Regions from separate parts of the Homo sapiens genome. Here region 1 is linked to region 2. A link is a loop called in an ENCODE intact Hi-C map of the cell type or tissue named here. Cell type or tissue: transverse colon. All regions are shown on one strand. Each heading gives the region's core, and the rest is flanking DNA. Links, peaks and the distances in the headings are about the cores only. Region 1 has its middle 63 kb from the start of CLDN18. Region 2 has its middle 130 kb from the start of IL20RB-AS1.

Evidence for each region. A loop is a pair of places that touch in the nucleus more often than their neighbours do. Peaks named below come from ENCODE experiments on the same cell type or tissue, not always from the same donor. Only the 100,000 strongest peaks of a DNase experiment are listed, where the experiment ranks them.
Region 1: a loop joins it to region 2, with 3 times the contacts of the local background. A loop is called at or near these places in 77 of 110 quality-filtered maps.

Annotation. Positions count from the first base shown.
Region 1 is chr3:137,945,391-137,948,311 of GRCh38, reverse strand. No RefSeq gene overlaps it. Among named protein-coding and RNA genes, the nearest start is that of CLDN18, 63 kb to the left of the region's middle. RefSeq lists an enhancer at 1,611-2,112. In transverse colon, for the core only: a CTCF peak has its summit at 1,733 (motif pointing right); a DNase peak (open chromatin) is centred at 1,801.
Region 2 is chr3:137,109,202-137,112,122 of GRCh38, reverse strand. No RefSeq gene overlaps it. Among named protein-coding and RNA genes, the nearest start is that of IL20RB-AS1, 130 kb to the right of the region's middle. In transverse colon, for the core only: a CTCF peak has its summit at 1,551; no DNase peak of the experiment used is centred there; H3K27me3 peaks cover 922 bases.

The DNA.
Region 1 (2,921 bases), core at 229-2,728, 840 kb before region 2:
TGATTCCCTGTCCCATCTCTACTTCTCCACCAGCTATGCTTTCTACAAATGCATGTGTCTCCTCTGGATGGGACACTGCTTCTCAGGCTTGTTGTTGGCCATCAGTGCCAGGCTCAGAGTAGATGCAGCATTGACAAGGGGAATATGTGAGTCAGCAGAGCCCAGTAAGCAGCCTATAAACCAAGCTGGTGCCCTCAGGGTTTCCAAAGGTGTAGCTGAGCTGCTATCAAGAGTCCTGTCAAATTGGGAAGAACATGCTGACAACTTGTTTTAACATAAGTACGTGCTCTGCATTGGGTCTTTCCCATGTTCTTCATTTGTGCCATAGAAATTCCTTCTTTCACCTTTAAACAACTTCAAAAATATTCCTAATATAAATGCATAGCTTTTCTTAAAATCCTGACAATTTGGCTGGGCACAGTGTTTCATGCCTGTAATCCCAGCACTTTGGGAGGCTGAGGTGGGTGGATCACAAGGTCAGGAGTTCAAGACCAGCCTGGCCAATATGGTGAAATTCTGTCTCTACTAAAAAAAATACAAAAACTAGCCAGGTGTGGTGCTGCACGCCTGTAGTCCCAGCTACTCGGGAGGCTGAGGCAGAAGAATCACTTGAACCCGGGAGGCAGAGGTTGCAGTGAGCCGAGACTGCGCCACTGCACTCCAGCCTGGGTGACAAAGCAAGACTCCATCTCAAAAAAAAAAAAAAAAGAAAAAAAATCCTGATAATTTTATAAAAACATTACTGCATTTATTGACTGTCTACACTTGCCAACTCCTTTACACACTATCTCACTGAATCCTCACAAACCCAGGTGAGACAGTGCTTCTCTCAGCTTACAGATGAAGAAACAGAAGCACAGAGGATTAAGTAAGTTGCTCAAAATCACACAGTTAGAAATTGAGGTGCAGAAAAGTCAAGAAATGTGCCCAAGGTCATGTAACTCTTAAATGCTATCATGGGGGCCTGAACCGAGGCCACTTCCACTCACACTTCATTGGCTCACTGGAATCACGTGGTGATGCCTGACTTCAAGAGGGGAGTGAATGCAATTCTGCTATGAGCCTGGGCAGTTTCCTTATAGTAAAGAGGTTATGGTAATCATTACATCTATTTCATAGGAGTGTCATAAGAATTCAATGAGTGATTGCATATTAAATGCTTGGCACAGAGTTAAGTCCTTATTAAATATCAGCTGTTAATATTCTCCCTATGGGATGAGCAATTTGACATATGCAACTGTGTGGATTTATTTTCCTTCTGCATAAAGTTGACTAAATGTCTCCTAAATATTAGACCATGTGCAAGGTGGTTAGGGCTATGAAAATGGACAACAAAGGAGCCACTGTATAGCAAGGATAAGTTGAAAGCTGTTTTAGTTCTGATTCCCAATCTTGGTACATGCTAAGATATACCAGAGAGGATTCTGAAATCTTACAAAGAACATAGAGTTTGCCTACCAGTTTTGGCTTATTTTATGTCACTGACACCTTTAAGGTATTGCCAAGTTTGTGATGGTAGTTGTGAGATTTATTTATTCTCTGTTTTAAATTAGACATTTATCCCACAGTTCACCTAATGTTTGCATTTTTCTTAGTTTGCCCTTCCCTGTGGCATCCTAATAGGATGTGACAATACAGCTCGCCTGTTACATGGTTGAGTTCTGAAGATTGCATTTCATGTTTCCAGGAAGCCTTCAGGCCCCGGGGCTACTTTCTTGGAGGAAATCAAATCATCTTATGACCACTAGAGGGCAGTAGCAACTTACGGATGCAATAGGACAAACAATCCCCCCTTCGCCCCGCCCCCGCAAAGGTAAGTTGCAGATGATCGGCTAAAACTGGCACTCATTTAACAGATGAGGAAACTGAGTCTCAGGGAGGGCAAATTGTTTTTTCAAGATCACACAAAAGATGAGTGGTAGGTTTGCATCTGGAAGCTGATTCAAAGTTTGAAACTTAATTACAAATGCTACCGTAAAACAGAAAATCAAATTTAGGCATCAGAACTTAAAGAATTTGTAGTAGATGAAAAATAGTCATATCGCTGGCAAAAAAGGAAAAAAAAAAGAAACAAACAAAAGAGAAAAAAGAAAGTGAAGACTAAATATTTTGCTTATTCTCATGCGTGCCTAGAAAGGACATCCTGGGACTCCACCACTGGTGAAGAAAATCTTAACAATCTAGGGGAAGAGGCTGTTACCAGAGCAGCATCTGAAAGCCAGGACATTGCAAGCGAAAGGTGGCTTCTGGAGGGGAGACTTGGTAGGGAGTCATCCTAGTAGTTATAGGTTATCACAGGCCTAGAATGATCAGGGATAAAGGAACCCACACCTACATTCCAGGCTGGCATCCCTGGACATTCAAGAAAGGTTCAAGTTAATGCCCCAGCCAAAGCTCTGACCATCTTAGTGCTATGATGAGAATATGATTTTAAGGCAATATCGTTTTAGCTAGAGATCCAATACAGTCATTGTATAACATAGCTGAGTCTCCTCCAAAGTGGACAATTTTTCCCTATGAGCAACCTACACCTGGGAAATGCTTAGCCAGGATCCATCTGTATCAATTAGAATTAGATCTGGCTATTAAAAAACAGAGACCCAAGGCCTGGTGTGGTGGCTCACGCCTGTAATCCCGGCACTTTGGGGGCTGAAGTGGGCGGATCACCTGAGGTCAGAAGTTTGAGATCAGCCTGCCAACATGGTGAAAACCCCTGTATCTAATAAAAATATAAAAATTAGCCGGGTGTGGTGGCAGGCACCTGTAATCCCAGCTACTTGGGAGGCTGAGGCAGGAGAATCATTTGAACCCAGGAGGCAGAGGTTGCAGTGAGCCGAGATCACACCACTGCACTCCAGCCTGGGTGACAAAGTGAGACTTCATCTAAAAAAAAAAAAAAGAACAACAACAACAACAACAAC
Region 2 (2,921 bases), core at 175-2,674:
CAGGATCATCAATACCACTGTCTCCCACCGCCACATCTTGCCGAACTGGACGGTCTGCTGGGGCAATGACATGCATGGAGCTGTCATCTCCTATGATAACAATGCCTTCTTCTGGATGCCTCCTGAAGGACCTGCCTGAGGCTGTTTTACAGTTAACTTTTTTTAATAAGTAAAAAGAATACACTCTAAAGTAATGATAAATAGTACAACAAATATATAAACCAGTAACATAGTCGTTTATTATCATTACCAAGTATTGTGTACTATACAGAATTACATGTGCTAGACGTTTATACAACTGGCAGCATAGTCGACTTATTTACAACAGGAACACCACAAACACGTGAGTAATGCATTGTGCTACTACAATAGCTACAACATCATCACAACAGCGACAATGTCACTAGGCAGCAGGAATTTTTCAGCTCTATTATAATCTTATGGGGCCACATGGTATATGCAGTCCATTGTTGACCAAAATGTCGTTGTGGGGCACACGACTGTAGAGAGAAATAAAAGAAAAAAAAAAAAACATTAGAAGCCTAAATAAGCTCCTGTAGTGGAAGGAAGTAAAGCAGGATTGTTTCTGCCCGGCTGTGGAGAGGGAAGGACACCCACCTCCACCCTGAGACAGCAGCGGGCTCCTTTACCTGTGGAGCCAAGTCCTGCATGGAATTGGTTATACGAGTGGAAAGAGCAGCCTATAATGTGGATTAACACAGTAACTCACTCACCCACCTATTGTCTGAAAGTGAAGGGTTATACAGTTGGGAGCAAAACAAAACAGAGGTTCACCCATCAGTGGAAGTCTCTCCCTCTCTTATTTTAGAAGTAGACAGCAATATCAGGGAAAATACAAAAGGGATAGGTTTTGAAGGCCAAGTTGAAGATCAGAAAGAAAATGCAGTAAGGCAGCTATTGCAAGCAAGCTCATTGAGGTAATGTATTTATAGGAGTATAAAAGCTGCTGGAGGATTTTCACTCCAAGCCCCTCCATGCAGAAAGCCTAGTCGGGGAGTTGAGCACATCTGGAGACTCTGAGCCCTGAGAAAAGCCCAGTGACCATCTGGGCCTCAGCAGTCCATCACATCTTCAAAAACCAGATGAACCACCACAGAAGCCTAAGCTGGATTTCTCAGGCTTTATCTATTTATCACCTGCCTAAGGAGCAGTTTTAGGCATTTTTCCCTAACTTCTACCCCATTTGATTTTAAAACAAAAGATATACCATATATCCATTTAGGTAATGTCTGAGTATCTCCACTCTATCCATAAGAGGAGTTAGATTTTGCCTCCCAAGAACCAATTTTCATCCCCCCTGGAGTAAATTCTGACCTTTGAGGATGCATGGCCTAACCCCACTCACTAACTCTCTTTTCCTCCATCTTGCCTCAGATGGTATTTCTTATAAACACAATCAATAGATAAAATTAAATTATATTTTATAGAACAAGTGGAAAAACCGGATTAGCTGGGAATAGATGTATTATGCTGATATCTCTGAGTCCTAACAGCTGCAGTGCTTAATGGAGCTCACACACATCTAGTGGCAGGTAACAGAATTGCAGGAGTTCAAGTGAAAAGGAGAAATCAGCTCTAAGGTGGTTTTAGTGATTTTTTTCTTCATCACGAAAATCTCACACATACACATCTCTCTCCACCTTGAAGAGCACTTCTTTTTTTTATTATTTTTTGTGACTGGGTCTCGCTGTGTCACCCAGGCTGGAGTGCAGTGGCATGATCATGGCTCACTGCCTCGAATTCCCGGGCTCAAACTATCCTCCCACCTCAGCCTCCTGAATAGCTGGGACTACAGGTGTGCACCACCAAGCTCGGCTAATTTTTTATTTTTTGCAGAGATGGAGTCTCCCTATGTTGCCCAGGCTGGTCTCAAAACTCCTGGGTTCCTTCTGCCTTGGCCTCCCAAAGTGCTGTGATTATGGGCATGAGCCACCACACCCAGCCAAGATCACTTTTAGAATCTGTATTCCACATAGCCCTAGCAGCCAAGAAGAGTTTGTCACAATTTCTAGCCCACAGTTAGAATGGTGGAATAAAAATGTTTTATTTCTATAGAATTTTCTAAATTCAAACCATAATGTAAAATTAAATGAGATTTTTGGGGGAGCCATGTTGTGTCAAAATCCTGAAACAATATCTTAAAGGTGGAGACAGCGTACCCATTTGAAAATCACTCTTCCAGAAAAATTGAGTTAACAAGTTTATGAACCAAACCTCTCAAAGTTAGCTTGAAAACAACAGGTTAAAGCGTACTAACCAGCCCAAAGCAGCCAGTTGCTTGAGTCAGGTGAATCTTTTCAAATTGGCTTACATTATAATAATAGTTGTAATCAGGGTAATAGTAATTCCAGTAACCTATAAAGTAAGTACTGTCATTGTCTCCACTTCACAGGTGCATAAAATGAGCCTTGTGGTGGTCATACCTTGTCCAAGCCGACAGGGCTGATAAAAGTGGTAGAGCTCCAGTTAAAATCCAGCTCTGCCTAACCACAAAGCCCACGTTTTAACAGCAGCACAATCCCTCTGCTTGTGTAAACAAAGCTTTGGTTGAAGATAGGAGTGTTACATGACAAGTAGAAATATTTCTGCCCAAATAGAAGTGGTGTCACTCAACTTGGTGGGATTTTGAAAAATTTGGGCAACAGCTCCATCCTTCTAAAGCCAAGCAGGTTGGAAAAGTCACTGTGAAGATTTGTTTTCAAATTTGAGACCCACTCCAAGAGGGTATGCTTGGAGTTCAGCAGACAATGAAAAATCATCCCTAGCTCTACCCACTAACAATTGGTGCATAGAATTCCTGCTCTCTATCAACCTCCCAGCTCCAGCCAGCTAAAAGGGCTCTCTGCTTTGCATGCGACTGCACAGAAGCAATTTATTTTCTCATTGGAAATGGTGATGCC